Regions from separate parts of the Homo sapiens genome. Here region 1 is linked to region 2. Evidence: chromatin loops called from intact Hi-C (ENCODE). Cell type or tissue: Calu3. All regions are shown on one strand. Each heading gives the region's core, and the rest is flanking DNA. Links, peaks and the distances in the headings are about the cores only.

Evidence for each region. Hi-C counts contacts between places; a loop is a spot of excess contacts. Peaks named below come from ENCODE experiments on the same cell type or tissue, not always from the same donor. Only the 100,000 strongest peaks of a DNase experiment are listed, where the experiment ranks them.
Region 1: it touches region 2 in a loop (16-fold over the local background); 15 of 110 quality-filtered maps call a loop at or near these places.

Annotation. Positions count from the first base shown.
Region 1 is chr17:70,627,196-70,643,968 of GRCh38, forward strand. No RefSeq gene overlaps it. Among named protein-coding and RNA genes, the nearest start is that of KCNJ2, 470 kb to the left of the region's middle. In Calu3, for the core only: a CTCF peak has its summit at 9,486 (motif pointing right); a DNase peak (open chromatin) is centred at 9,516.
Region 2 is chr17:71,076,974-71,093,746 of GRCh38, forward strand. No RefSeq gene overlaps it. Among named protein-coding and RNA genes, the nearest start is that of CASC17, 120 kb to the right of the region's middle. In Calu3, for the core only: no CTCF peak of the experiment used is centred there; DNase peaks (open chromatin) are centred at 7,448 and 8,468.

The DNA.
Region 1 (16,773 bases), core at 5,369-13,368, 450 kb before region 2:
GGCTCAAGCGATCCTCTCACCTCAACCTCTAAAGTAGCTGATACCACAGATAAATGCCACCATGCCCGGCTATTTATTTTTATATTTTATAGAGATGGGGTTTTACCACGTTGCCCAGGGTGGTCTCAAACTCCTGGGCTCAAGCAATCCTGCCTTGGCCTCCCAAAGTGTTGGGATTACAGGCATGAGCCACCCCGCTCAGCCTGTCCTTTTCTTTACAGTGAATTTAAGTTTTAAAAGTTGTGCTAAATTTATTTGAACATTACATCCTGCAGGACATGTTAGGATGCACCGTATAAGCCATGAACGTTCTAATACTGCAGGGATTCAGTGAACTTTCCATTTCCATACAAACAACCTCCTATCTTCTGTGCCTTCCTTGAGGTTCCCCTAAGGTGCCCTCTTCTAACAGGAGGGGTAAAGCCACAGTCAGCCTGCTAACAGCTACACAGCAATCAGGAAAGTGAGAAAATTAAACTACCAGTGACACATGTTCCGTCTCACCCGTTTTTGGAGAATTGATGGAGTGTGGTAGTTCACCTTGTACCTCTTCACCTTTACAGCACAACTTGAATGGGTCTGGCCCATTGCTGGACAGTTGGAGGCTCAACTTCATACATTATGCTATTACTCTCTGTGGAACAGGAAATTTCTTGTTGCTTTTAAAACTATCTGTTTGCTTCCCTCCATATAGATGGGAGAATATGGCTTAATCTGCCACTGGGAAAGCATTACATCATGGTAGGGCTCAGGGAATTTGAGAGCCAATTAAAGGGTGTTTTTTTCTCTTTAAGATTAAAATTTTAATATTGAACATTACTATTTTTCTAAGAAAAACAACTATAACTTCTAGAATATTCAACACTTTTAATTATAATTAATGTCCTATTTATCTCATGCATTGTTAAATCTGCAATTTACATATTTAATAAAAGCAACATTATTAGGTATCCATTAAAATCTATAAAATGCAAGTTTCCATTATTGAGTAAATTAATTTCTCAGTGAGTGGCTGTTTCTCTTCTCCCAACCACTGATGAAGCAACATTATTCATCAGTTTAATTTTACTAGTTGATAATACATTGCTGCAAACATTAATTTTCTAATGCATCCCTGTACTTACTTTGTGTGTATGTTTGAGCTGGTTAAGAGGCCCTGACGATTGTTTTAACCATTGACAGACTGCAAGATGAGCTAAACTTCAGCTTTCAACGAAGATAGACTGAGTCTGCTTGTATTGAGATATCTGACTTTCCTTAATTACAAGACTTTTCCAACTGCTTCCTAAAACGTTGGCATAGCATTAGTGAAATCTCTTTTTTTTTTTTTTTTTTTTTTTGAGACGGAGTCTCGTTCTGTCGCCCAGGCGGGAGTGCAGTGGCGCGATCTCCGCTCACTGCAAGCTCCGCCTTCCGGGTTCACGCCATTCTCCTGCCTCAGCCTCCCGAGTAGCTGGGACTACAGGCGCCCGCCACTGCGCCCGGCTAATTTTTTGTATTTTTAGTAGAGACGGGGTTTCACCGTGGTCTCGATCTCCTGACCTCGTGATCCACCCGCCTCGGCCTCCCAAAGTGCTGGGATTACAGGCGTGAGCCACCGCGCCCGGCCGTGAAATCTCTTTTTAATTGTTTCAAGTAAAGACATTTGTCATTGTCTCTGTACCATATTGTGCTTCTTCTACAGACTCTTAAAATTCATGTATGTCAATCTTATTGCTCAGAATCACAAAAGTAAAGATTCAAGCTCCTTGATATCTGTCTAATATATAAATTCTTTCTTTCACTTATCCATGTTCTGGAGACTTTGAGAGTCATCTAGTCCAAAAATAAGAAGGCAAAATTCAGAATCTCTGGAAAATGGTGCCCCCAGGTTTCTAAATGACTACTGACTGTGTCCAAAATCTGCTACAGTTAAAACAAGCCATTCATCTCTGAATCTTTATTTTAAAATCCCATACCTATTGTATAAAATGCTTGGTTATCAAATTTGTTAGTTATATGTTTATTTGCAAGAGAGTTCTTCCCAACTTCACCGTGTCCAAGTAGAATTGCTTTTAAAAGTGTTATCTTTCTCAGCTCTGCTGATCACAAGCTATTTGACGTCAGATCTCTTGACTTCAGTTTAGGCATCATCATTACCCCCTGACCTCCTGCAGCTCTGAGGAAGACACAGGACATTCTCTAGCTTGGTCCATCTTGATGAGACTACTGAATGTAAAAGGGTTGGGATTGGGACAGAGAGGGCAAGTCCATTTCAAAGTTTTGATTGAGGAAAAATCTTTTGGTTGGATCGTAATTTTACCTTTCAAAAACAGACAATAGTAAAAAGATAGGACTATGGAAGAGAACATACACACACATGCACACAGACACACACACACACACACACACACACACACACACACACACACACACACACAGAGCTATGGAGGCAGAATTGCCTAGCAGGAATAATGGTAGTTTTGAAATTAAATTATATAAAGACCTGGGTTTAAATGCTAAGCTCAAAATTATATCAAGTGATTTTAGGTAAGATAGCTAACATTTCTTAGCTTCAGTTTCCCCTTGGAAAACCATAGATATTAACTATCTATGGAACTGATTCCTGGTTCATAGCAGCCATGCATCAAATGGTACCTACTAGAGTTCTAGGAAAGAAAACAAAGAGTTGAGAAAGTGATTATACCTTGAATTTTAGTCAAAGCAGAGTGAAAAGGTTAGCTAGAGTTTTCCTCTGTGTAATATACTGAGAACAGGATTCATGTGTTAGTAATTTATTCTACACTAATAGGTACTGATTATTCAGGGAAAAAAACATGAAATATAATACATATGTGTGTATATACTGCATATATATATATATATAAAAAATACTTATTATGTAATATGCGTGCACATGGCGAGCACGATACTCCCCTGCCATCTTGTGGTAGCACAGCTATATTATATTTTCAAGTGTAATGAATTTTATTCTAATGCCATGGGTTCATGGCAAATAAATAAAACAAATTAATTTAAAAACACACACACACACGGAGAGAAAGAGAGAGAAGAGTTTTTTTTATCAGCATACACATTTTTCAACAACTTTGATGATTTTGTTTTGCAAATAAATGGATGCAATTTTATTTTTGCAGGAAGAAACTCATTAATTGATTATTTCCACCTTTTATTGAGTGCTTTCCATGTATGGGCCTGTGTCAGGTCCTGGAGGCACATGGCTTAATAAGAATATATTGTTTGTCCTCAAGGTAGAACTGATGATGAATGCTATTACAATGTTGGAGCCATGACTGAGAGATGCTCTAGAAATCCTTTGGCTGAACCACCTAGCTCAGAGTGGTGCATTGAGAGATACTTACAAAAAAAGAAAACACTATGGTTGCGTATTAAAAGGGTGGTAGAAATTAGTCAAATAGAGTAAAACTTTGGGGAGTAGAGTGGTAGAAGAAGTGGAATCAAGGCAGAGGGAATATGATGATTGAGATAAGGAGTAAAAATTTCATTTCAATTCCTAATGTACTCACCACTGATTTGCCAGGTATCCTGCTAGGTGCTGGGATGCCAGAGTAGACAAGGCAGATATTGTCCCTGGCTCTCTTCAGGATCTTTTTTTCCTCTTCCCCTTCTCAAAATCTATGAACTAAAAGGGAAGGGTTTCTATTCTTGGGCACACCTGTTTTATTCTTTGTTTCTTGACTATCATCAGGTTTTTTACAGCAAGTATGCTCTGTTAATGAATATTTTTGACTATGTTGTAACATGAAAGTTGCATTTCACAAGGGAAGTGATACAAATGTGAGGAACTTAATGAAAAGAAGTAGTAGATCATGCTAAAACAAAGGGATTTGCCCTGATATTGAAGGTTGGAAAAGTCAAACGTGACCGCCATGACAAAGTGGCATTTAATATAAAGAATGAAGTAAGAATGAGACTTAACCAGGTAGGGGGAAAGATTAATGGCTGAGAGAAAGAACTTTTGCTGCACTGGGAACAGTGTGAAGCCCAGCACCAGGCACCATCTTTTCCTCTGAAAAACAGAAGGGAGTTTTATGTAGATAGACAGTAAAGTAGAGTAGTTATTAAATGAGGCCAGGGCCACTATCCAAGATATTAACAATCTAATCCTGGAAACTGTGAATACACTACATGACAAAAGATAATTGAGGATGCAGATGGAATAAGATTGCTAATCCTCTGACTACAATGGGGAAATGACCCTGGACTGTCGAGGTGGGTTCAGTGAAACCACTTGAGGTCTTAGAAGTAGGAAAGGGAGGGAGAAGAACGAGTCAGAGGAATGAATTAGAAGAGGGAGGAGAGATTCCACAAATGACAGAGAACTGGCCCATGACTGTTGACTTTAAAGACAAATGCTGCGGTCAAGGGCCAAAGAATCCAGGTGGTCTCTGAAAGCTAGAAAAGACAAGAAAGTGAATTATCCTATGGAGCTTATAGAAAAGAATGCTGCCCTGTAGACACCTTGATGTTTACCACAGTGAGACTCCTGTTGGGCTTCTGGCTTCAAGAACTATAAGATAATACATTTTTGCTGTTTTAGACCAGTAAATTTGTGGTCATTTGTTATGACAGCAACAGAAAATTACTACATTAGATGTATTGTCAGTGGTAGATTAGGGAAGCCCTCTAAGCTACGTTAAGGATTTTATTCCTTATGATCAAGCGGTCACTATTCCATAGCTCAGGAAGGAAAATGGCATGTTTGCGTATGCAAAGATCACACCAACTGGTTTCACTGAGACTCAATGGGTGGGAGCAATAGTGGACCCAGGGGAACCTGGGAAAGGGGCTGTTGCAGTTGTTTGCTAATATGTGGTAGTGATGGCAGACTGGGGAAAAAAACAGACTTATTCATTTCAGAGATACTTAGGTGGGAAAACTGATGATGTTTCCTACTTGATGGATGGAAATGGTAAGACAAAGTTGGGACTTAATACCAAAAATGTGAGTTTTATTGTGCAAATTAAAAAATGAATTTTAAGAAAAGAAAATCAGAGATTGGCTCGTTAGATATATTGTTCCATTACATAATGATGTCAGTGAGCCTTGGAATAGCAGTCAAAAATATTCAGTAACAGAACATACATTGCTTCCAAGACCTGATGATAGTCAAGAGACAAAGAATAGAACAGGTGTGTCAAAGAAAAGAAACCCTTCCCTTATTTTTCAGATTTTAAAAGGGGGGGAAGAGAAAGCACAAGATCCTGAAGACAGCCAAAAAATAAAGAAAAGAGAGGCTATGTCATAAAAGAGGGAGGAGGGGTGACTTCATTGAATAAATCGTTTTTAAATCTCTATTTCTCAGAAATGGGGCTAAATAGTGGGGATTAAATGTTACCAAGAGCAAGACACCTTGCCCTTAGATTCTATTTGGAAGGAAGACAAGCAAGTAACTGGGTAATTTTCAAATGGTCCAGTAGACATATGTTGTCTTGCGCGATGCTCCTACTGATGTTGAATACCTTTCCATATGCTATTGGCTAGTCAGAATCCCTCTGACATATCCTGCTCCCATTTTCTATTATTGTTTATTACCATTATACTAATTTATAAGAGCTTGTTGTATATTCATATACTATTCATTTGTCTATTAAATGTTTTGCAAATATTTTCTTCAATTTTAATTTTTCCATGCTAACATTGTTTACAGTATTTTTTCTTTTTTTTCTTCATGTATCCAAATCTGACTTAAACTTTAAAAACTTTATAATCAGGATAGTTTTACTTTATGTCTTTGATATTTTGGTTTTTTCTTAGGAAGTCCTTACTTGTCTTTATTTATATATATATTTTAGACAGAGTTTTGCTCTTATCGCTCAGGCTGGAGTACGATGGCACAATCTTGGCTCACCACAACCTCCGCCTCCCAGGTTCAAGTGATTCTCCTGCCTCGGCCTCCTGAGTACCTGGGATTACAGGCATGCACCGCCACACTCCGCTAATTTTGTATTTTTAGTAGAGGCAGGGTTTTTTCATGTTGGTCAGGCTGGTCTTGAACTCCCCACCTCAGGTGATCCGCCCTCCTCAGCTTCCCAAAGTGCTGGGATTACATGCGTGAGTCACCGTGCCTGGCCAATATATTCTTATAAATATATTCATCTATAGTTTTTTATTGATATCTGGTACTTGTACATATTTATGGGATACATGTGATATTTTGATAGATGAATACAATGTGTAATGATCAAATTGGGGTCATAATTTTAGCATCTCTATTGATGTTTAATTAACATAAAGTGCACATATTTATTATGTACAATTTGATAAGTTTTAAAATAGATATCTACCTGTAAAACCATCATCACAATCAAGAAGATAAACATATCTATCACCACAAAAGTTTTCTCAGGCTTCTTTGTAATCTCTTCCACCACCCTCCACACTTGTCTACAGAGAAGTGTCAATCTTTTTCTGTCACTAAAAGTTAGTTTGCATTTCTGGAAACTTATATAAATAGAAGCATGCAATATGCACCCTTTTATGTCTTTTACTAAGCACAACTAAACTACTGAGATTTATCTGTCTTGTTGCGTGTATCAATACCTCATTCCTTTTCATTGTTTAGTAGTATTTCATCATATAGCTATAGCACAAACTTTTTTTACCCAGACTTGTTTTGAACAGTTGTGTTGTTTCCACTTTTTGCCATTGCAAATAAAGCTGCTGTAAGCATTTGTGTATGGGCCTGGGTATAAACATGCTTTTAGTTTTCTCTGTTAACTATCTAGAAGTGGAGTGGCTGGACCATATGAAAGGAATATGTTTAACTGTTTAATAAACTGCCAAATTGTTTTCCAAAGCAATTGTAGCATTTTACATTCTGACCAGCATTTTATGAGGGTCCCGGTTTCTCCATGTCCTTTCCATTATTTATTATGATCAGTCTTTTCCATTGTAGCAAGTGTAATGCATGTGTAGTGGTATCCCATTGCAGTTTTAGTTTGCACTTCTCTAATGACTAACAGCGTTAAGTGTCTTTTCCCCCCTAGGTTTATCTGCCATTGTGTATCTCTTTTTTGGTTAAGTATGTATTCAGATCTTTTCCCCATTCTTAATTACGTTATTTGTAGAATCTGTTTCAAGACTGATGGCCATTGTAGTCAGTGATCATGTTTCTGAAAATCAATCAGGGAAGTCACCTATTTTTCAAAGTCAGATGGTGAGCAAAAGCCTTACTCCATGAACACATTTCTGAAAGCTGGCCAATCAACAATAAACTTACCTGAGCAGGGTGTAGTGCCTCACACCTGTAGTCTCAGCTACTTGGGAGGCTGAGGCAGGAGGATCTCTTGAGCCCAGGAACTTGAGGCTGCAGTGAGCTACGATCACATCACTGCACTCCATCTGGGCAACATAGCAAGACCCTGTTTCTGAAAAAACAACAAATAGCTTACCTGAATAAGCACATTTCCACTGCTGAGATCCACCAACTCCTGACTTTGAAAGTCGGCCGGTCCCTGGCTCTACCTCTTCCAAATCCTCATACAAAATAAGCTTCCTGCTTTGCAATCAGGGAAATGGTGCCTAAAAAACATAGTTCTCTCTTATTTAAGTAATAAATTCAGATTTTTTTCTAGGTGTTGAGTGGTATCCTCTCCCCTCAAAACCATGTAGTTTATCAAAAACTTCTTTTTATGTAGGTTTTGTGGTTTAGAAAAAGTCTGTTACTTCTTTTCTGAAAGAAATGAATTTTTTTATCCATGTGTATTGATGAGTTCATCCTTTCTTCCCTTATTTAAATATCTCCTTTATCATAAACTAAATTACTAGATAATCTTAATTTTATCCAAAACACTTAGTCATAATTTTCTTTGCATTTCCATCTTTTTTTCCTACAAACGCCAAGTGCTAGTTACCAAATGGTTCTACTTTTCTGACAGCAGAATCTCTTTACACATCTTGTATAACTCAAAAATCGAGTTATGTGATATAGTTAGAGGTAGTCAGTTTATTTAGTCTTACATCTGAATATTTCAAGTTTATCTATTTGATCATAAAACAGGTTTTTTTAAATACTCTTGGGCTTTCTCATGAAAAGTAGTGACAGAACAAATGCATTGAAAAGAAGAAAGATAATGGTATAGACAGGTGTTTTCTTTCATGTTCAATCAAAAGGTTTTTATTTTCAACTCAGAATCTGTGAAGCTTCATGAGATCAGGGCTGTTGTATTTTTCTTTCTACATGCCTGGCAACTGGAGCAATGCCTTCCACGTGGTGTATATTAACTATTTATGGGATGAATGATGAAATTAATGAATGAGTGAAATAAATAATTTTGTCTTTCTGTGTATATTTATGCTAAGCATATAACAGGGTAAAATTAAGAGGCGTTATTCTTATTTACAAGTAATTACAAAAGGGTGGGTTGGACAACTTAGTTTTTGTGAGTTAAATATAAAAGTAACAATGTATTCTCACTAGGTGAGAAATCATAATTTGCCAGACAAATGGTGTAGACTCTGAATACTTGGAAAGGTATAAGTCACTGGGGACTAAAGAGATTGAGTCTCCCTAAATACAGGCCTACATTTGGACACTGAAATGATGTTGATATATATATTTTAACATGTCATTCTGTCTTTTAATCTCCTTATATGTAATACTTGTTTCCTTCTTCCTCCCATTCACCTTTTTCTTTAAGTAGCAGTTTGGTCACTTAGCGCTTGACTCATTCAAGCCGTTGAATGACAGCACCATGTTAGAGATGCCCAAAGGTCAACCAGAAAGAAACAAAGACGATTTTGTTCCTAGATTTATAGTTTTAAATGAACTCAGCATAGTTTTAGTCTATATTCTCAAACATTGTCATTTCCCCAATATTCTTAAAATCTTTCAAACCTTGAAAGTCGGCACATAAGAATATAATGATTGTCTCATACCTACACATAGCGTATTCACTTTCTTGTTGATCATGTTATTGTTCTATTACTATCAAAATAATCATTGTGGAAAGGTATGAAAATCTGACACACTGAAACAAATGAACCAGAAGAGATTAAGAAGACATCATAGAAAGTGCAATGTGCTAACTTGGACTGGATCCTGGAACAGAAAAGTGGAAAACTGGTGGAAAAACTGGTGAAATACAAATGAGGTCTGAAAGTAGTCAATAGAAATATTTAATAGTAATGTAACCAAAGTCAAGTTCTTAGCTTTGACAAATGTTCCACAGTCATGTAAGCTATTAGCATAAGTGGAAGCTGGATTATACTTATACGTGAACTCTGTTTTATTTCTGCAACTTTCCTGTAAATATAAAATTATTCTAAAAATAAAACGCTTATTAAAAACTAAATATAAATATATTTTTCAGTAAGTATACTGAAGTGATTTCTAAATTAATTATATTATTATTACATCAAAAATGAGACTTTTACTCATCTTGTTTTGTTTACTGCGGGTAGCACATGGAAAATGCTCAAGTCACTGAATTATAGAGCACCAATGAATAATTTTCTTTAGTTTTCAATATGAGAAGAGTGTATTCTCCACTTCAGCCACCAGGTGGAAGTATCAGCACATCAGTTAAAATCAGTTCTTCATTGGGAGGTTTAAAAACTACCCTTGGAAAACAAACAGTTTTTAATGTTATGATATGATGTTATTATACACAGTAAGAGGAAGAATTCCCAGTATTATGATGAAAATCAAGAAAGATATAAATTGGCTGTGGACAGGACTCCAGGATACTGAGATATCCAGAAATAAAGTGAAAAAAAATTTTACCATTTATTTAAACATTTCCAGACATGGATATAAGTGCACATGGATAAAAGTTGAACAGGTAGCAACATCTGGAGACTTAACGGACATTTATCTTAGCCCAGACATAAGTGTAGCATGCAATGTCTGAAACTACCAAGGCATGGAAAGCTAAACTGATCAGTATGATGCTGTCAGTGCTTTCAGTATGGGTGATATTCAAAGTACAGGAGAACCATTTAGACTAAATGCTACCATTTAATGGCCCAATCTGCATTCTCCCTGCTACCATCTTGATGACACTTTCTACCATTCAGGAAATGAAAGCACTTTCTAGTGTCACCCAGTGCAATATCTAATTAGGAAGGCAAATTATAAAAATAAAAATGGAACTGCAGTGTCTTTCTATCCAAAAACGAGGCTTGCTTTGTAGTTTCTAATCCATCAGTTTCTTTCCTTACTTTGAATAATCAGGCATTTGTTATGTCTAATTTTATGTCAATCACATTCTCAACTCTCTGTATAAACTCTTTCAATAAAGATTGATACAGGTATGAGAAGAACCAGAATTTTTTCAAAAATATTATATTAGACACAATTTAATATAAGGTGAAATCTATTGATTCAGTCACAGTTTGATCTGTTATTTTCACATACCACATTCTGTAAGATGCTCACAGGCTACTGAAATAAATAATGATTTGCCTTTTTCCATTTTCTGAGTTATACAAGTTTTTAGAGATGTGTCTTGTGTAAAGTGCATCATTGCCTGCTTTTCAATTAAAAAGACTTTTGAGGCCTGAGAAATTAGACCAAAAAAGGATTAATCATAATAATCTTTTAAATAGAGAACACCTGCCATCAATATTTTAGAAAGTATCATTCTAAAACTAAAACTTCTATTACTAAGAGATTATAATAACAGGCAACCCTACTTATTTCTAAGAATAGGGTCTACATGTTTTTACTTATTGGTCCACATATTCTCTGCAATTAAAACTTAGACAACATTTGAGTAATGTTGTCCATGTTGACTGATGACCACAGACACAGTGATGATATAAATCTTAAACAGATTCATTTGATTTCCTCATCAGTGATGAACTACAACATTCTCCTTCATGATTTCTTTTCTTATGTCCATACCTATCCATTTAATCTTAATTCTGGTTATTTGGAACAAAAATTCCAATAAGTGGCATTTTTCCAGGGCTCACATCTAATAGATCAAGACCTCTAGTGCTTTGATGCTTAGGTGTGGAAAGAGCTCTTTACCAGGAATGCCGGGCACTCTGAATTAGTCCTGTCTGCTCAGAAGAACATTGCCTCTCCTTACCAATTTTCTAATTATAACGAACATACACAATTGTTAAAAATTCTTGCCAGCCTTTGGACAATTACAAAACAGCATTTTTCATCAAAGGACACCTGGAGTATGACTTATAGGCACTTACAATCCAGAAAGATAAGGTAATCAAACTCTGGAAGAATTCTGCCAGCCGGGACCCTTTAGGTAGAAGGCAGTGAGGTAGACTTCCGTGGATCTACCAGGGCAACAAAAGAGAAGAGGCAGAGCCCTTCTGAGCTATTCAGCAGGGAGAAGACTGAGATGCTGAAAATGTGGCTAAAGACACAGTAGTACTGTGAGTCCTCAATATAACCCATATTTTTTTCCAACTTGTGTTAATCTAATACATCTTTTGAATATAAAGGAAGAAAGTGTAAAATGCAGTTGGTGATTTGGTTGTTCTATTTTTGCTCTCTTTTCCTTTATACAACAGAAAATTTTGGTTATTCAATATTGTACTTAAAGGCATAAGGCATGTGTGTATGTATATATACACACATAAATATGTATTATATATTTACATATTACATGTATTATAATATATACATATTATATATTATATATACATATTATATTTTAATATGTAAAATATTCTGTCATTTGTATTTACAAATATGTCAAGTTTGTTTTAGGATAGGCAAAATACTCTAATAAGTAAAAATTTCACCTTTTACTAGTAGTTTTGATGCTATATCCTTGGAATTTCAGGGTTTTCATAGAAAATGTTTTTTAAAGAAAAGAAAAAAATGGTAGAAATTTCATTGTCTTATTTTTTAAGGACCATTGCTTAATTACTTTTTTCTCAGTTCTGTTTATTTGCTCTTAAAACAAAAGAAACAACAAAAACTGATGGCTTTCTCGGACAACAACAACATCCACAACAACAAAAAAAACACTAATCAGTTTCTGAAAAACTAAAGAGTAACTGATTATTCTAACTATTAACTACCCGACCATTCAGGTCATTGTTCTTTTCTACAGTGTGTGTTTATCTCATGCTCATATATTGGTTTTTTAAGTGCAGTATACTATACTTAATCATTGTCTAAGATTCTTTGGAAATCTGTTTTTCTATTCAATTTATACTCCTAGTAGAAAATTTTTTGGGGAACAAAAAACTGAACCATCATAAGGCTAAATGAAACTCCTTGGAAGTAAATTGTTATTTGAGGTATCTAAATCAGAAATTTCTGTTCTTCAGTTTTATGTGTCTGGGGTATTGCTGTAAAGCACTGACCATTTCTTTGCTGGAACATAGTTTATACATAATGGAGAAGGAATAGGCCAAGGAGAGATGATGATGAATGTATGCTTTCCCCTGCAGAAATCCCTTTCAAAAAGAGTAATACTAACAAAAACAAAGGCAAGTTGAAAATGTGGTGGACCTCACCCTCAGACCAGGTGAGCCTTCAGATTCTGCACCTCGCTGGCCGTGCATAAAGAAGGCTGGGACATCCCTGAATTCACAGTCAGGGTGGTCGTCTGTGTGCAGAACTGAAAGCAAACAAGAGTAAGCTATAGCCAGATGTGGGGGCTTTCAGGTTCACTGACGGTTCCTGGGGTACTTGGAGTCAAAGCAGCTCACGCACGTTCCTGCTTTCCACCAGGAAACGTGGAGCCACGGAGGCCAAGGAAATCTGATCAGCTCCAGATCCCCAAGTTGGTCTTTTTACACCCCTAAAGACACCATGCTTGCTCCTTCTCCAAGACTCATAAGGAAATACAAATGACTTTGAAATATCAGCCACTGTTAACTGGATCAGATTCCTCCAGTAAATATGGTAAGCCAACAGATCTACCTTATGGCTCAAGATCCAGCAAAGCATCTCATAAAAGAATATTTCTATGCCCTCATCCATACATGTGTTTCTAGAGATATGTTATCAGTCCTTTCTACCAAGTAGACAGAATTTTTATCATTACATCTTTGAAATCATAGAAAATCCTTCTTCTCAGCGGCATCTAGTTTTACTTAATCCTGCTCTTCACCAAATTCTCAGTTCCAAAATTTTGATTTTTTTACTGACTTCTGTCATTTCCTTCTTTTGATTTGACTTTCTTTGTCCTGAACCTCAAATCCCACCTGATACACAAAAACTATGAATTTAAAAGAGCATATTCATTGCCATAGTTTTGTGAAGTTAAATCAACTTTGCATATGAATTGGCATAGGAAGATCACATTCCCTTCCATACGAATTTAGAGAAGGTATGAAAGTCAGCTCTGTTAGTTTCAGAGTGTTTGGTTCAACCTTTGTGTGCTCAGTGTTCGGGGGTAAAGGGTCATCTGTCTCTTCTATGTTTTTTTCTAAGTTGGCCGAGTAATTTCATCTTTAGGTCTCCATTTCTAAAATTACATCCTGGGTTTGATAAGATTAAAAGATGAAGTGATTAATTATGGATTTATTTAACAATTGACTGATTTTTACAAATAGTTCACTTTTAAGTGGCTTTGAACTTATCTTTGAGCACCAAAAACTTTATTGGTGTTCTATATGTACTGGGCAAATGAAACCAAACTTCATTTTACCCCTATTGAAAGTCTGTTTACTGAAGTCACTAAATCACCCCATTTCTGACCTCAGCTAGGGGTTCAAACTCTTTTTCACAGCCATTAACTTTTTCAGCGTTTCACCAAGCAGATGTGTGTTGTGTGGCTTAATCTTTTCCATACTAGATGATACAGCAGGCCTCCACCTGACGTGCGCTTTGATGCAGCATAAAAATCTCATTCATCATATCTGATTTGTCCTCTTTGTTGACATATGATTAATGTAAAATGGTTTTTGTTTTTTTTTTCAGAGAGAAGAGTCATGACTTTTGCTCAGTCATTAAAATAAGAGACACAAGGATTGGTATGGGGTATCCCTAGCAGAATTTATTCAAGGAAGCCTAATCAATATCCCCCATCTCACTATTTCTTCAGACACGTGCTAAGTTTACATATTCGAATCAAATTAACATATCAGAGTCACAAATTGGCAATGGTGTCAAAATACCTATCCTCACCATTCTAAATCATTTTTCACATTAAATATGTCAAGGGCTATGTTTGCGTGCATAAGTCAAAAGAAGAGAAATAAAGCAATACATTAAGAAGTTGGTGACATAAGCTTATTTATTTAGTTATTTATTTTTGCCTATTACTGGTAGAGAAAAATGTATTTAGTTTGCTCTATTACAGGTAGAGAAAAATTATATTTTGTTGTTCTGAGTGAAACCAGTGATAATCATTTTACCTCTTCTTTTAAGTAGTATAGAAGTCTAACATTTTCATTGCTTATTGCCAGAACTTAAGTGCTAAGATTTTTTCTATATTGTCTGATTTGATTCATACATATAATGTTGAGATTCAAGAATTATTATCCCATTTACCAGATGAGGAAGTGGAGGTACAGAAGTTTTAGAAAAGGGAATTAGCCTCCGCTTCTATTCTATTAAGCCACTATATTTCAGAAGGCATAGAGTATCTATTTTGCATTTGGGTTGGGGGAGATGGAGATTTGCCCTAACTTTGATTCTTTTAGGTCAAGAATAATTTCTTTCAGAACCCGGATGGTTTTCTTATTTCCATAAAATGGGTTGCCACATTAGGCCTCAGAGTCCACCAAATGAACGGTTCTTCTCTTCTGCTGTCCCTCAAATTTGTGATATGTAAAATATGTGTGAAGATGCAGATAACATGTGGGATCTCATTGGCTCTACCATTCCTTAGAGAAAATGTAATTGTTATTGATTCTAACTGATCATTCAAAAATTAAGTTCCTCCAAATTTACTCTTTTTCTAATTGAAGGTTCCAGCTGCCATGGGATTGAGATTTCCTATTTTTTTTTTTCTTGTCCCGAAACTCTCTGTCAAAGATTTTATTTCTCTAGGCAACCAGCTGGTTTTTCACATAGATAAGGTCAATTAATTTGACCTTTGGTTCAATATGAAATGCATAATAAAAGCTGGTGCCCCAAGGACCGGATGTGGCCTTTCAAAAAAGTAACTTGCCAGGACAGGGAACAATAATTTATTACCTCATAAACCCCAGTTGAAATGCCTGTTGCCCAGCATAGCAATGACAAGGAGCTTGTGTGTCTTTATTTATTTATTTTTATTCTATGCAATAGAGAGAGGGGAGGAAAATAAAAAAATAAATAAATAAAACAAGCACCTGCCCCATTCAGGGAGGAAAAATGGCAAAGGCAAAAAAGATCTACTCGTACTGCTTGAATTTTTGTTTTATAGCAAGTTTTCATCCACTACACAAAAATTCTTAGAGACAGGCTCGGGAAAGTTTATTATCAACTATAAAATTTTGTTAAATTGTATTTCATCGCTTGAATTTTGAGAGATACAGGAAATCTTTGTGAAGCGATTTGAAATAGAGAACCAAAATTGCTATGTATAGTCAACATCCAAAATGACTACTAATCAGGATAAATTTATCTATGGATCTGTTTGGTGGATATATTTATATATCTAATTTTAACAAATTCATGAGGCTGTGAACTCTTATATTTCAGTTTTTACTTAATTCTGTATCGCTATCATTCTGTATGCCATTAGCATCCTTCATATGTGGTATTTATTCCTTTGCATAAATGTGTTATAACTGGCGTTTGTGTCTAGTTTTATCTGATATTTTAAACAACCCTGAATGAAACTCCTTTACATAAGTCATTGATCACATCCTTGATTATGTCTTAGAAATGGGCGATCTCAACAAAACATACAAATATCTTAAAGCTATTGAAAACTATTCTCTCAGTATAATTCACCATTTCTAGCCACCATGTAGTTTTTAATCCATTCCTTCAGCTGTTCCTTTGAAATAGTACTTTTAGTATACGTGGAATTATGGATAAAACAGACTGTAGAAAATATTTAAACCTCAAAATGTAGACACGTGCCTAAAACGAATCTTAGCTCTGTGAATGCCCTTCATTGGGGAATTTTTACAGATAATGAGATGCAAGTTTTGGAACTCCAGTGGGAGTTTTGAATAAGGGGCAATTTCTGAGTAATGGTGTAATGGAGTCATAGTAATGGTGCAATAGAGTAATGGTGTAATACCCCACAGTGTGGGGTACAAGAGAAGCTTTGAGAATCTAGAATGCACCAGGTCCTTTTAGGTAGGAGACAAAAAATGCAGCCAAAGTGGGGAAGGGGTGGAAAGGAAAATAAAATAGTCCTGGAAACAAACAAACCTATTACAAAATTTTTACACAGCTACTTGTGTGACCTTCTGGTGAGAATGCAACTTAGAATCACTTTCCTAGAGAGCTACTTGGGAATATCTATCTAAAGGCTTAAATAACAGATACTCTGTCTAAGCAAATACAATTTGAAGTCTTCATACCCAGAAAATCATCATCGATATCCCAAACAACTATTGTAACAGAATTTAACTTTTACAAATAAAAAATTAAATAAAATTTGTTTCATCTTTCCAAAATTTTTTATATGCAAATAGTGAGAAAGAGAGAGGGAGGGGCAAACAATTTATACCAGGTATTTTGTTTGCAACTGGCTTCTTTTTATTCATTTACCAATATATTAATGGTGGTTATTGCTGGTTTCTAATTTTATGGTGATACTAAATTTTCTTATTTTTTCAAACTTCAAAACACAAAGACAAAAAGCCATCAACAAATGCTATTTTGCTATATCTATAGATGATTCAGTACTGCATATCAAAATGGGAAAAATTTCT
Region 2 (16,773 bases), core at 2,818-10,817:
CTTCTGTGGCAGATACTTCTCTACATTAGAAGAAGTTGTTGTTGGGTAGTCAAAGCAGAGAGATGGGAAACTGAAATCACTGGGTTTAAACACCAGCTACAATAAAACTTCAAACCCTTAATAATGTACTAAGCTTGTTCTCATCATCTATTTCACCTTATGGCGGCTCTACTTGCCATTTATCTAATTTATAGCCACATCATCAACTCAACTAAAACATTTCAGTAGTATTTTCATTTATCTTGTTTTCTGTAATTTTTCCTGTCTTAATTTGTTCTTCAAACTACTCCCAGTTATCTATAAGACTTTTTTTTACAAAAATAATGCCTACCTTTCTGCATCTGTGCCCATTCTATTCTCTATCTAGAACGCTCTTTTCTGATGCATCTGAAGGTTAAAATTCTTGTACATTATACCAGGTAGGAATGGTTCAGTTACAAATTGCAGAAAATCAACCCAACCTAGATTAAGAGGAAAGAGAGAAATTCTTATTTTGAATATTTAAAAGTCCATAGATAGTTCCTGGTTTCAGGTATGGCTGAATTCAGGATTCGGGAGATGTCACTGGCACCCAGCATCTCAGCACTGAATGATATTCTTTCTACTGTGTTGGCTTCATTCTCAAGCTCCACTTATGAGTCCTGCAGTTCCAAGCTTATGTCACTAAAACATCGAATATAAATGGCCATAGATCGCGCTTCTTTAGCAGTGATAATGTGTCTTATATTTACTGGGTTTTTAATTTACTGACCTTGAGATTGATTCAGCAATTGGGTTTTCTGACAGATTTTACCTAGTGTCATGTATTCCACCCTGTTCCTAGAGTGGGATTACTTCTACTGAAAACACATAAATAAAAGTCAAAGGAGATGAATTCCTACTTCACTTGCATGGCGTTATTATTAGAGGAAGAGGAAGTTGACAGTGAAATGATCCTCACTTTCACAGATATTCAAGTTGCTAAGATATTGAAACCTTCCAGACTGGTTGACAAAGAGCCCCTTCTCCAAGTTCCCTGAAAACTCCTTGCCTGGCCAAGCCAGTCTGGTCATGCCCATAGGACCACCCCAACCTCTCTAAAATCTATCAACTAAAGGGTTAATGCTGGAACAGTGGGAGGTTTCTAAGCCTGTCGGGACTCCAAGTTCAGTGTTCTTTCAGCTTTGCTAGTAACTGGGTTTTACCAGTGGCTTTATATTATTATATGACATCTGAGAGAAGAAATTTCATTTTTGGGATAACTGGAGATTTTAGTAATAATAAATATTACTACCTTCTATTTTAGCGATAAGCAGATAGCAATTTTAGTGGTAACAGCAAATGTCAGAAAACCCAATTACCAGTGGCCTAAACACAGAGGTTTATTTCTTGCTCTCACAGAAGTAAAGCCTGAGGCTGGTTTGGCAGCTTCTCAATTATTCGAGACCCTAGAATTTTCCATTGTGTTGCTCTGCCATTTTTCATAATGGACTAATACCTCGTAGTCCAGGATGGCTCCTTAAGCCCCAGCTACAACTTTGTATTCCAGGCAGCATGACGCTGAAAAAGTGGGCAGAAGGGCATGCCCCTACACCTTAATGGTGTGCCCTAGAAGTCTCACACACAATTTTCCTTATATTCCATTGGCCAGAACTTAATCACTGCACCTAGTTTCCAGGGAGAATGTAACTATAGCTACTACTTAAGGGGGCCATGTGTCTAGTCAAATAGTAAGGTGTTATTATTGTAGAAGAAAAAAGTCCCAGATACAGGTAGACAACTAGGCTTCTCAGCCACAGCTAATCTGTTCATAGTCTTTGATTTATCATGGCAAGAGAACCTTAGGAAGGAAAAGTATTCTTGGAGAATCAGAATCTTAGTAAAAAAAGTTCTTATTTTATACCCCAAAATGGTGATGAGGGACTGCCTAGAAACCATAAATCTTATTCTGAAGGAAGATGGTTTCTTCTAAACTCTGCCTATTTTTCATCCCATCCATCCAATGTGGGTGTTTTTCTTTCTGCTTGATTTCAACCACATATGGCATGTAAAATGCAAGCAGGAACTGTATATGTTCAAAACTCTTTAACTCCTCTGCCTAATACTTTTCTCTCCCATCTCCAAACTTTAAAGGATTTACAGTTTATATAAAGCAATACAATTAATTCATTGAACAACTATATCTTAAGCATCTTCTATATGTTGGACATTCTTCTAGAAGCTGGGGCAACATCAGTGAAAATAACAGATACATTTAAGGGTGGAGCAACTAACAGTGAATAAGGAAACGATACTGTGTGTTATATCTTGGTCAGTGTTCAGGGATACAATAAAGCAGGATACGGAAGATTGTGAGTACCGGGAGTGGAGACTTGCAATTTTACAGTAGGTTTCTTCCCTGAGAAGTTGATATTTAAACAAGAGAGGCAAGAGAATGAACCACACAGAAATCTGGGAGAAAAATATTTCAGGCCAGAGAGGAGGAAGTGCAAAGGTGTTAAGGAGGCGTCATGCCCGTGCTCCAAGCAGCAAAGAGTTGTATGTCTGCTTGGCTCTACTAAAGCGAGCAAGTGGGAAATGACTTCAGAGCCAAGATCATAGATGCTTAGTAGGCTGTTTAAGACTGACTTTTCATTATCCTTAGCAAACTGACACAGAAGCATAAAAACAAATACCACATGTTCTCACTTATAAGTGGGAGCTAAATGATGAGAACACATGGACACATTGAGGAGAGTGACACACACTGGGGTCTTTCGGAGAGTGGAGGGTGGGAGGAAGGAGAAGTTCAGGTAAAATAACAAACGGTACTAGGCTTCTGTACAACAAACCCTCATGACGCAAGTTTACCTATGTAACAAACCTGCACTTGTACCCCTGAACTTAATAAAAGTTTAAAAACCAAACCAAAACAAAACAAAAGCAAAACAAACAAACAAACAAACAAAAGACTGGCTTTTACTCTGAGTGAAGTGTGAAATCATTTTGAGGGTTTTGAGACGAGAAGAGGCGTAATCTGTTTTAGAAACATCCTACCAGTTGCAGTATTGAGATCAGACTCTAGGGGAGAGTAAGATGAAGCAAGGAGAGAAACTTGGAGGTAGAGTCGACTGAAATAATCCAAGAAAATATTATATAAATACTGTTTACAGAGAGTAGAAAATGCTGACAGCATATACTGACAAATTCGATATGGGGTGTGAGAAAGGGAGGGATTAAGAAAGACATGAAGGTATTTGAAGGATGTAGTTTTGATTTGGCTGAGATGGTGAGACGGTAGGACGCTACTGGAGAAATCTCAGTAATTCTGTTAGGTAGACATCCAAACGGAGGTCTGGGATTCAGTGGTGCACCCTGGGCTGAAAATGTAAAAATGTGCTCATCCTTAGCATGTAGGTGTGATTTAACACCATGCTACTGGATGAAATCACCAAGGCATTGAGTGTAAGTAGGTAGAAAAAAAAATAACCATGAATTCTGGGACATACCCATCCAATGTTTAGAAACTGATGATACAGGAGCTAAAAAGAAATTATTTAGGCAGATATGAGGGTAGGAGAGTCCTCGGCGGAATTTCCCTTTTAACAAAAAGCAGCCCCCAAATCATTTCTTTTTCTTTTCTTTTCTTTCTTTTCTTTTTTTTTTTTTTTTTTTTTGAGACAGAGTCTTGCTCTGTCGCCCAGGCTGGAGTGCAGTGTCCTGATCTCGGCTCACTGCAACCTCCGCCTCCCGGGTTCAAGCAATTCTCCTGCCTCAGCCTCCCGAGTAGCTGGGACTACAGGTGCATGCAGCCACGCCCCGCTAAATTTCGTATTTTAGTAGAGACAGGGTTTCACCATGTTGCCCAGGCTGGTCGCGAACTCCTGAGCTCAGGCAATCCGCTGGTCTTGGTCTCCCAAAGTGCTGGGATTACAGGCGTGAGCCACCGTGCCGGGCCAAATCATTTCTTTTTTAACAAACAGCATCCTGAAAAATCGAGCTGCAAAAAAAGATAAGGAAGCCGGAAGCTTGCATGAGGGAAATGCCGGCAGCTGTGCCAACAGAAAAGGGCTACCTGGAAGCCAGGTGTGTTCAACGTGGAGGCCCCTTATTCCCTTTTCTTTGTTGCTTCGTGTACAGTAAAGGGGTAGGCAACATGATGCCGGCCAGGTAGAGAACATATCTGCATAATAAAAGTTTAGGGTGGGGTGGCCAGCTTCTTGAGGGGCTATGCAAATGGCACACCTGGTCCGACCAATCTTTTATGCCCTATGTAAATCAAACACCGCCTCCTAAAGCTCGTCCATAAAACCTTCTGCATTTCGCTGCAGAAGCAGCAACTCATTTTCTCTGGGACCCCTCTCTGCACGGAGAGCTCTTCTCTTTCTTTCGCCTATTAAACTTACATGGCCGTGGGACAATGAACCTCAGGTATTACCCCAGAGAAACAACATCGCTTCATTGAGGGGAATGCAAAAATGTAGTAAAGGAAATTGAGAATGAGAAGCCAATAAAGTAGGTAAGAAACAAGGTAGAGTGACATCATGGAAGCCAAACAAAGCAAGTGTTTCCAGGATGAAGGCGTGATCAACTGGGTCAAATGTATGGTGACAGATCAAATAAGATGAGGACTAATCATTAATCATGGATTTTAGCAACACTGAGTCCCTGTGGACCTTTACAGGAGAAGTTCTGGTGGAGGGCTGAGAGCAAAAGCCTGGTTGAAGTGAGTTTGAAAAGATGTGAAATGGTAAGAATTAAATACAATGAATATTTTCCTGGACTTTTGATATACAGGGCTTTTTTAGGATGCAAGAAATAACAAAATGTTTGATTTATGATGAGCATGACTCTAATTGAAAGAAAAAATTGATAATATAGTAGCCAAAGAAATAATTGCTGAGTAATGCTCTTGCAGCACAGGTTAGAGGGGGTAGACTTTAGACAGGAGTGTAACTAATTCCCCTCCATTGTCAAGAGGGTAAAGTATTTGGGTACAAAAGTCAACAGGTTGGTGAGTGGCCTGGTGAAGATGTAGTGGTTGTACTTTAGGTCCTACCTTTAATTAGTTTCTTATTAATGAATTAATAATCAATTAATATTGTGTTTATTTGTAAATTTCTCCAGGCCAAAAACTGCATTATGTATTTTTTGACACTTATTTAGCCAAGCAACAAATAATTGTTTATGAAACTCTGAATAAATAACATGACAAAGGGGTACTGTACCACCGAACTTCAGGCCAGAAGGGTTCCTGTAAAATCTTAAGAATGGTATTCACTAAAGAAATTTTTAATAAAGTAGAACTTACCAGTATTAAAGAATTACTTGTTAAAGTAATTGATAAAACTAAATTGTTATGGAATTGATAAAACTAAAGTTACCTTTTGTTTCAAGTTCCACTCTTTCTGGTTTAAATGTTTTTAAAAATTTTATGGTGAAATGTGTTTTACATGAAGAAATGAATTGAACATATATGTGCAGTAAAGTAAGCCACATCATCTAATTAAAGAAATAAAATATTACCTGCACTCGAAGAAAAAAAAAATCACCCATACCTCTTCTGTGATAGCTTCACCTGTTTGAGGTGATTTCTATATTGACTTTGATGATAATCAGCCTCTTTGAGGTAACTGCTATCCTGACTTTGATGAGAATCATTTTCTTTTTTTCCTCTATTGTTTTATCTATTTACCTTTCAGAAATTGAGTTCAATTTTATCTGTCTTTAGACTTTATACAAATGGAGTCCTATTCTGCACATCCTTTTGTATCTTTATTTTGTTCAGTGTGTGTGTGTATGTGTGTGTATGTGTGGGTGTGTATCCTAAAAAGTTTGATGTTTGGATAATCTGGGTGAAGGCTATTTAGAAAAGTACTAATATTGCAACATTTCTGAAAGTCTAGAATCAATAACTAAAAATAAAAATGAAATAAAATAATTTTTAATTAAGATAAATTAAAATACAAAATGTTTTAAAATGTGTACTTTTTAACCTAACTATGCAGTACCACCACTGTCATACAATGAGTATATACAATATGGTCTATTTCTGAGTTATCACAAATTTTTGCATTTATCTACATACCTATCTGCACACATTCTGCATTGTCTTAATCACTATAGCTTCAAAATAAGGCTTAATAACAGGAACAGAAAGTTAACTTGATTCTTATTAGAGTTTTTGTCTATTTATAATTTGTTGCACTTTTATGTGAATTCTAGAATCTACTTGTCAAGGCCTACCAATGGGAAAATCATTACGATTTTTATTGGGATGGAATTAAACCTAGAGATCAGATTGAGGAGTTGAAATCTTTACAATATTAAGGTTTCACTCCATGAACATTGTCTGTCATCCCATTTATTTATTTATTTATTTAAATTTCTCAGTAGTTCTATATTTTTTTCTTAGAGATATTTTACACTTTTGTTAGATTTGTTCCTTAGTACTTCCAACTTTTGATGCAATTGTAAATAATGTGTATTTTATCTCTGTTTAATTTGGTTTTAATGTATCTTAAATCTATGTCATTTAAGCCATAATCATTTAAACTGGTTACGGTGTTTCTTTCCTGGCAAAGTGAAGCTTGTATCATTGTAAAGTGATTCTCTTTAACACAAAAAGTGTTACTAATATAAAAAAAAGTTAGTCTATTTCTGTTATTTTTTGTTATTTATTTACATATTTCTCCCCTTTATTTTAAACCTTTATGTGTTCTTATACTCAAAGTATATGCCTTGAAAACAATATGTAATTTGTTTATGTTTATAATCTGGCCTGATTATCTTTGACTTTTAACTGAAACATTTAGTTTATTTACCTAGTTGCGATTATTGTTATATTTGAATTTCAAAATAGCACCTTATTTTGTCCTTTAAACACAATTTGTGGGCATTCTTAAGAAATAGGATGAGATTCCACTTTAGGGATGCAGTACAAAGTTGTCCAGGCTGTGCACTGCCTCCAGGTAGCACATCTAAATGGACTACCAAGCACTTTACAGATGCCTTAAATTCTTGTACTTGTCGCATAAATTTTTGGGTAGATGCAAGTAACGTCTTATGGGAGAAGAACCTTTTTTAAAATTTGAACTCAGATACCACATGGGTAAGGATTTGCATTTGCTTCTGCTCTGCACCTGGGGACATTGTAGCCCCAGAAAGCTTCAAGCTAAATGCACAGCTTAAGGACCCTTCTCCACCTTGGTATCTAGAAGCTGGATCGCAAAGTTCTGTGAGAGTCGACCCATGGCAACATTATTGCAGGAATTTTTTTTTTCTTTTCAATAACAACCACCCCACTCTTCCTAAGGTGATCTATTCCGTTCCCTAGGGGTTGGGAAAGGGGTTTAGTGCTGCTCCACATTGTATAGCCTGGGAGGTTCCATATTGATGTGAGAAATTTCCGTATTTGACTTCCTACTGGGAGCAGTGGGAAGGCTACTGGGCCTTGACATCGAACCCAGTTAATATCCTTTCCCTGCCCCCTGGTGGTTGCCAAAGTTAGAGACCAAGTTTGCCAATGTATGCAATCGCCATCAGGAAAAAAGTGGTTCCTGTGTCCTGGTGCTTTGCTTAGCTGTCTTGGCTCCTGCTTCTCCATTAATTTTGGCAGTGTCACTCCTTATTATCTTATCATTGCTGTTCGGTTTTCAATGACAACTAAAATAGTTTTTCTGCTTCATTAGTTGCTTTCAGGGAGTGACTTGGTCTCAACAACATAGCCTATTAATACTAAAATGGAAGTCCACATTTAAATCTTTAATGTTTCTACTACAACATTTTACATATGGCATAGAATAGAAATACCGTTTTGTTATTTTTCATATGGGAAGCCAATTGCTTAGTGCTGTCTATTGACTAATTCCTCCTTCTCCCAGTAATTGGCCAGGTCATCTTTGTCAAATATCATGATTCCATATATAAGTTGGTTTGTTTCTTCACTCTAGTTGCTCCATTGCTGAAACATATGTGATATAGTTTGGCTCTGTGTCCTCACCCAGATCTCACCTTGAATTGTAGCAGTCCGCATGGGAGGGACCTGGTGGGAGGTAGTTGAATCATGGGGGCGGGTTTTTCTCCCGTGCTGTTCACATGATAGTGCATAAGTCTCAGGAGATCTGATGGTTTTATAAAAGGGCAGTTCTCCTACACATGCCCTCTTGCCTGCTGCCATGTAAGACATGAATTTGTTCCTCATTTGCCTTCCACCATGATTGTGAGGCCCCCTCCCACCCTCCCAGCCATGTGGAGCTGTGAGTCAATTAAACCTTTTCCTTTATAAATTACCCAGTCTTGGGTATGTCTTTATTAGCAGCTTGAAAACAGACTAATACAATATGTCAGCACATTGCCGTGCTGTCAAGATATTAAGGAGTGACTGTGCCAAAATTCACAGGGAAGATAGCACTAAGATAATTATCAACAAAGCACTGGAATGCAGTGCTGATGGTATTTACCTATGTTGGCAAACTTGGCCTCTAGCTCTGGCAACCACAAGGGGGCAGGGAAGGGTCAGAAGTCAAATTGAGAAGGGTCAGAAGTCAGAATTGAGTCAGAAGTCAAAGCCCAAAGCCTGCTGAAGGTAAAAAGTCGAATAGAACTTCCACCATCAATATAGAACTGCAAAAGGCTATGCGCTCTGAGACAGGCACATGTAAACCAACCATTTCCCCAAACCCTACTTAATAAGACTCTAGTTAACAATAATTTATTGTATCATTTCAAACAATTAGAAGAGAATTCTGAATGTTCTCAACACAAAGAAAGAATAAATGTTTAGGTGACAGATATGCTAATCAATCATTACATACTGTATACATATATCAAAATATCACTCTGTGACTCCTAAATATGTACAATTATTACGTGTCATTCAAAAAAATTAAAGATCCGAGCAACAACAAAAAGTTTAGTATGACATCACCATGGCAACCTGTGAGCATGAAAAAATAACCTACCTACTTCAACTGTATCCTTTACACATAAATAATGTAGTGTAAAAAAAAATTTACACTTAAATAATGTAGCTTTATGATAAGTTTATATGTCTTGCATGACAAACACTTATTCCTTTTCCTACTGTGTTATTATTGTTACTCGATTCTTTTTTTAATGCCATTGAGTCAGATTGTCACATTTTATGATGAAACTTGTTGAAATTTTGACTGAAAATATCTTGTATATATCCGGGGGAACTTGAAATCTTTACAATATTAAGTTTTCCTCACTCTCTTTTTAGTTAGCTTTTTTCAATAAAGATTTATAATTTAATATTAAAGGTCTTCTGCATCTTTTGATTGAATAATTATAGGTTTTTAGGTAAATAGGGTAAGTTTTTCATAACTCTCTCATTCTTTGTTTCTAGTGGCTAGAAATGCAATTGGGTTTTGCACATGAATCTTAAATCTTGCAAACCTGCTAAGCTCAATTACTCCTAGTGAATTTTCTCATCTATATTTTTGGACATATGTGTGTGAAAGATAGTTCTGTAGTGTTTTCTAATTTGTATACCTTGCATATTTCCAACTTGTCTTACTTGTACTGTACTAAAAATGTTAAACAAATGTGGTTGTGATGGACTTCCTTTCTCTACCTGATTTCAAAGAGAATAATTTGCATTTTACCACTAAATTTCTTTGCTATTACTCTTGATGTGTTTTAGTAATTCTGTATGTCTATCCCTACCCTTAATCATTTTAGGGCATCAGGTAATGGAAGAGTAATTTTAGAACATCCCTTTCTCACATAGGAATTATGTGTTTGATTTTCATTGTAAAGGGTCTAAATAGTAATATTGATATGCAGTAAGAGGAACTTTTAGAAACAAACATGTAATTACAGGCTCATGTATATGTTGCTGAATATTATCAATGTACAATCAGACTTTATTTTCTATTTTAGAGAGAGTTTTATACCCAACATTTAAATATTTTATACATGTCATTTTTAGTTATCAAGCAGTATACTGTCTTTGGCCCAAGCAAGTGTATAATTATATGAAATTTCATCTCTCCATTTTTTTCTCAATATGATTACTCTCCATTCTGTAGTTATGTGTAAAGGATACAGTTGAAGTAGGTAGGTTTTTTTTCATGCTCACTGGTTACCATGGTGATATCATACTACTTAACTTTTTTTGGATGCTCGGATCTTTAATTTTTTTAATTGACACATAATAATTGCACACATGTAGGAGGTACAGAGTGATATTTTGATATATGTATACAATGTGTAATGATTGATTAGCATATCTATCACCTAAAACATTTATCCTTTATGTTGAGAACATTCAGAATTCTCTTCTAGCTGTTTGAAATGATACCATAAATTATTGTTAACTAGAGTCATTCCACAGCGCTATAGAAAACTAGAATTTATTTCTCCTGTCTAGCTGTAATTTTGTATCTGTTAAGCATCCTTTCTCTATTCCCCTGCCCCCACAACACCCCAACACCTCTCTTTTCTCCAGCCTCTAATAATCACAATTCTACTTTTATGAACATAACTTTTTTTTAAGCTACCATGTATGAGTGAGAACATTCAGTATTTGTCTTTCTCTGCCTGACTTATTTCATTTAACATAATGTTCTCCAAGCTCATCCATGTTTCCATGAATGAGAGGATTTCATTATTTGATGGCTGACTAGTATTCCATTATGTATATACACATTTTCTTTATCCATTTGTCTATTGATAGACATTTAGGTTGGTTCTATGTCTTGGCTATTGTGAACAGTGCTGTGATGAAAATGGGGTGCAGATAACTCTTCAACATACTGATTTTAAGCAATAGGTTTTAAACATATAATTTTAAATATTTTATAGCATTTTAGAAATTTTGTCCTGGGCTATTTTAAATCTTAATGCTTATTAACTCTTTAACCTTTTTGTTGTCTCGACTCCAACAAAATTTTCATTTCAGGAACTCTTGTGTTTTAGTCAAGTCTAATTAATATTTGGAGTTCTAAAAAAGCTACAACTATATGCCAGTTATAACAATATGTTATTTTTCCTTCTTAGCTAAGTGGGGAAAGCTAGTGACAGAGCTATGGCAAGAAATGTTTTCTGTACACTGAACGAAAATAAATGAAATAAAGTATGATTCTTTCAGCCAAAAAATTAGCCAGGCAGCTTCTGAATACTTCAGCCATGGAGTCAAACATGATTTCTTTAAAGGAAGTTAAAATATGATACCAGTTATATCAGCCTGAAAACAAAATCTGATAAAACATTGTCATATTCATACTGTCTGAATCCTCATCCGAAAGAAGTCACAGAAGTTCCCAAGTCTCTACTAGGGATTCTATAGAAAAAGGCTGAACATTCATAGACATTTAAGACTTTTGTATGAAATTAAACTTGCCACTGCTTTCAGACAACATTTCATAGAAAATTGTGCTCCATAGTTAAAATTTTAAATTAAAATTTCTCAATTTAAATTGAAAAATTTAATCTTAATGATCAAATCAAGTCCTTGATTAAGCTGTCATTGCAATAAAAGGGAATTTTCTTCCCCACATATGTGCACCTATCTAAGACTTACTTTCTTGGCCTTTTTTTACCTTGTTCCTTTTCGTCAGAATATAAACTGACACTATTTTGAGATTTTTCTGTTTATGTTTTTCTTATTTTCATAGAATACTCAGCTAGTTGTGGAGGAGAGTGAAGATAACGTATGAAAGATCTCATCGCTAGGATATCATTCAAATGAGACTTTCAAACATCCTGAAAGTTTACATTTCTGAGCCCATTCCCTTATTCTTGATCAATATTTCTTTTTTTATGATTTGTGACATGAACAGCATCTGTATGAATGTCGCTGTTTGCAGAAACTTACATATATTTCATTAAATAAATTATATGTTACATATACAATGGAATATTTTGTCTTCACGTAAATATTTCTGCATAGATGTTCGCATGGAAATAAAACGAGAAGAAAATGAATTCTAAACTTGGCTCATTGCCTAATTTATTTTATTACTACCTTATTTTATTTTATATGCAGACCCAAGTTTGTTTTCTTGGCAAAGATAAAGAAACCGGACAAGTAGTTCCCTTCTGCGGAAATCTGGTTTCACTTGTGTGATACCACCCAGATTCCCTCCACCTCTTCCTTGCCGCCATTGCTCTATCCACTTAAAGTGAGCTAAAATATTTAATGGGTTACGAGAGTAAGAACTCTGTTTTTTTAAATTTCATTTAAAATAGTGGTGTAGTATCGGTTATGATCAACAGAGTCTAAGGCTCCTTTGTAACCACTAAATCTAAGAAAAGCCACAAATTACCATTGGAATTGAAGAGCAGTTGGCTTTGGGGACTGGTTTCAATGACCCCCTCCCCCTAAATTAAAATATCCTGCATCTGTGTAAATAAACATCTCTAGGTATATGGTAAGGCAATATTTAGCACAAATATGTTTCATACAAAATTAGCAGCAAAGAAAAACTTTAAACTTGTAATTACATGAAAAAAATTAAGCCGTTAGTGTAATTAAGATGTTCCTTCTTTTTCCCTTAAACATGGAGAGCAGAAGCAATCACTCTTTTTTTGCATGACTACTCTCATTGTTGAACTTTCCAAAGCATTATTATTATTTTCTCTTTCTTCCATGACAATTTATAATGATACTTTTATTCTGGCAAGAAATTAAGTTCTAGCACTAAATGTTTATTGGCTAAATTAATGTTTATAAATGCTAAATATAGAGTAGTATTTCTGCCAATGAGATCTAGGAAGTCAACAGATAAGCTTCTTAAGAGATAGTAGCTAAAAGTCTTATAATCTCTTCTATTTATAGAAGTCAAGGAAGTGAACTCAGATGAGATAAAAACTGAGTTATTTAGCCCTAGAGAGTCTGTCTCTAGTTGTCACCCTCATTTCCCCGTCTTGATCATTCTTTCTCTTTCCAGTTTCCGAAGTCAAAACTGCCTTTTGAAAGTGACACAAAATTCTAGCATGATGGTTCTGTTAGTGAGGCAGTAACTCATAAAAGTGTGTTTTCAAGGAAAGTGCTCATGGAGGTATTCTACACTGCCATCTTTCTTCTGAATTCTTGGAAATAATTATATCTTAATGTCCTTAATGTTCTGAAGGTAATGAACAAGTAGCTTCAATTTAACTGGATTTTGGACACTTCTCCCTAGAGAATTCAGGAACCCACTGCCTACAGTTTTTTACTGCTATTCATGGAAGAAATGGGAGGACATGTTATCAATCTGTATTGCTAGGAGACTTTCAAGTTATAGTGCTGGAGAAATGTATGAAAAGCTTCCCAGATGATAGGGAAACCAATGATACTCTAGTGTTCTCACCTAAATATACAGCTTTTCTTCTTGGACCACCAGTATGGTGAAAGTCTTCAATGGCTCCTTTTTTGTTGTTCTAGAAATAACTATTTCATTTTAATTTCTTCTATTTGTTTTATAAATTATTTTTCAATTGTCAAAAATTCTATATATTTATGGTATATAATATGATGCTTTTTAAAACATTTATTTTAGATTCAGGGGTACATGTGCAGGTTTCTTATTTAGGTAAATTGCCTGGTGCAGGGTTTTGGGGTACAGATTATTGTGTCACCCAGGTAATAAGCATAGTACAGGATATGTACTTTTTCAATCCTCACCCTCCTCCCACCCTCCACCCTCAAGTAGGCCCTGGTGGCCATTGTTCCCTTCTTTGTGCCCACTTCTATTCAAAGTTTAATTCTCACTTATAAGTGAGAACATTCAGTATTTGGTTGTCCATTCCTATGTTAGTTTGCTTAGGATAATGACCTCCAGCTTTACCCATGTTCCTGCAGAGGACATTATCTTGTTATTTTTTATGGCTGCATAGTATTCCATGGTGTATATGTACCATAGTTTTTTAATGCAATCTACCGTTGATGGACATTTAAGTTGACTCCACGTCTTTGCTATTGTGAATAGTGCTGTGATAAGCATACGTGCGCATGTACCTTTAAGGTAGAATGATATACATCCCTTTGGGTACATATCCAATAATGGGATTGCTAGGTAGCATGGTAATCCTGTTTTAGTTCTTTGAGAAATTGCCAAGCTGTTTTCCACAATGGCTGAAGTAATTTCCATTCCCACCTGCAGTGTATAAGCATTCCATTTTCTCCACAAGCTCATCAGCCTGTGTTATTTTTTTGACTTTTTAATAATAGCCATTCTGACAGGTGTGAGATGGTTTCTCATTGTGGTTTCAATTTGCTTTTCTCTAATGACAAGCAATATTGGGAGTTTTTTTATATATGCGTTGGCCATGTGTGTCTTCTTTGGAAAAGTGTCTGTTCATGTCCTTTGCCTACTGTTCAATGGGGTTTTGTTTTTTTGCTTGTAAATTTGTTTAAGTTCCTTACAGATTCTGGATATTAGAGCTTTGTTGCCATCAGTTGAATCGCAACCGATTGCAGCCACCCTAGGCTATGGTGGTCATCTGCTCCAACCGCCTTATTTACAGGTGAAAAAAAAAATGAGTCCCCAGATGTAAAAGTTGAGGGGGAGTCAGAGTTGGTGGCAAAACCAGAACTAAGACTCAATTCTCTTGATGCATAGACCATTTTTTTCTTCCACATTTGTTAAATGTGTTTGGCCAATACTCCCTAGTGTTTTTCACATTGCCCTACGTGTATTTCAAGATCCATCAAAACCTTGCTCCGTCTTGCCATTTAACTCTATTTTCTATTCATCTCATAATATGAAAATCTTGTGACCATCAAGCTGAGCTTCTTCATTCTCTTTACCAATGCACCTACTGAACTTTTTACCTTGTGCTACGGTGACCAAACATCCCAATTTTCCAAGGACTGTCTGGGTTTTAGCACTGAAAGTCCTGCACTCTGGGGACCTCCTCTGTACTAAGCAAATTGGCCTAGTTGGTTACCCTACCATGCCCACTACTTGCATAGCTATTGCCTTGATCCTCTTCTCTAGAATTTTCTTCCCCTCATCTTTTCTTCCCCAAATTTTCTTCCTTAAATTTTTATGATGACGAAAGAAAATTCAAACGCCCTTCCCTTTGGATAATCTTCAATTGTTATTCTCTAAACTTCTATGGGTCTGTTATTATACCTTACATATTTAAGCTTTTCATTAAAGGCTGTCTTGACTTGCTTGAGAAGTACTTGAGACATTATCTTCCCTGCACAAAGTAGATGGTAATCTACTATCAAATAGAGTCATGGAGATAAAAAGCAGCTTGTTTCCGTAAGGTCAATTTTGTGAGACAGGCATTGCACTCATTTAATAAATACTATACACTGTGAGATAAGTATTATTACACCTATTTTATGGAAACAAATGAAGTTTAGAGAAGGTAGCAAGTTGATCATAAGGATTCAAATCTAGCCCTCTCTGACTCCTTCCAATACATCACACTTGCTGGATAGGAAATGTGTTGATGTTTTGGAAATTCCCACAACTCTAACCTAGTGCTAAGCCCAAAGTGCGTGCTCAAAAAATACTTGCTGTTATGTTCTAAATTGCACTTCCAATTAGATCTACAAACACATGTTCATGATGGCAGGGAAGATACATTATTTCCAAAAAGAATAATAAATCATAAAAAGTATTTTATCCAATGTAAGCATAATTGTAATTGTATTTTATAGCTTAACGTTGTAATATTGATGAGTGTGTTCTCTTTGTCTTCTTATTCTTCTAGCCTTAAAAATAGTCACAAATGTCATATATCCATATATTGAGACACACACACACACACACACACACACACACACATATATATACACATACATACAGTCTTGCTATCATCGCTAAAATTTTTGTCATCATCTAACTCATTTTTGGCTTTTTTTTTCTGGCTTTCATACTTTTCCTTATCTCATCTGTTAGATTGCCACTGCTGAATACAGTAGCCACTAGTCAAGTATGGTTTCTGAGCACTCAAAATGTGACAGACTCACAGTGAGACATCCTGCAAGTATGAGATACACAGCTGACTTTGAAGATGTAATTCCAAAAAAAATGTAAAATAGCTGATCAGTGATTTTTATGTTGACTACATTTTTAAAAGATAATCTTTTTATATATTGGGTTAAATAACACATTATTAAAATTAACATTGCTTGTTCCTTTTTTACTTTTGAAAAATATTTGGCTCTAAGAACATTTAAAGTTACACATATGGGCTACATTATATATTTATTGGACAGCACTACTATTACTACTAAATACTTTCTAGAGACATCCTGTGATGAATACTTTTTATTCATTTTCCTTTGAGAAAATATCATATTTTAATGTAATTTTATGGAATTTTTTCAAATAAAGTTATCTTTAAATATTATGTATTTGGTGATTAAATTAATAAATGTCAACATATCTCCCTACAAGTGATCAGCAAATGAGATTTTTTTCCTGATAAAATAATTCATGGTAAAAGGAAAGTTATGTAGGCCATATGAACATATATGTGACGGTGAAATTCTGGCATAGTGTATGTGGCATGAATCATGATATTCAAAGAATGACATATGAACATTCTCTTAATTTGGATTTCTATATATTTACCATGGAACTAAACTTTAACCAAATTGATAGCATAGAAAAATAAAACAGTGAAAATAAAACAACCGTAATTACTAGGAAGATGAAAAAAGTTTTATGAAAAAATATTGCATAGTTCAACTATTTCTTAAAACCTATTTAAATCTGGAATTTGGACTATTCAGACCTGGGAAAGTTATAAGATAAGGCCTGTAAAATACACCCTCATCAAAGGATGGCAATAAGTTGCTTTGTGAAAGCTCTTATAGGAAACAAAATGCTCCACCCTCTCACA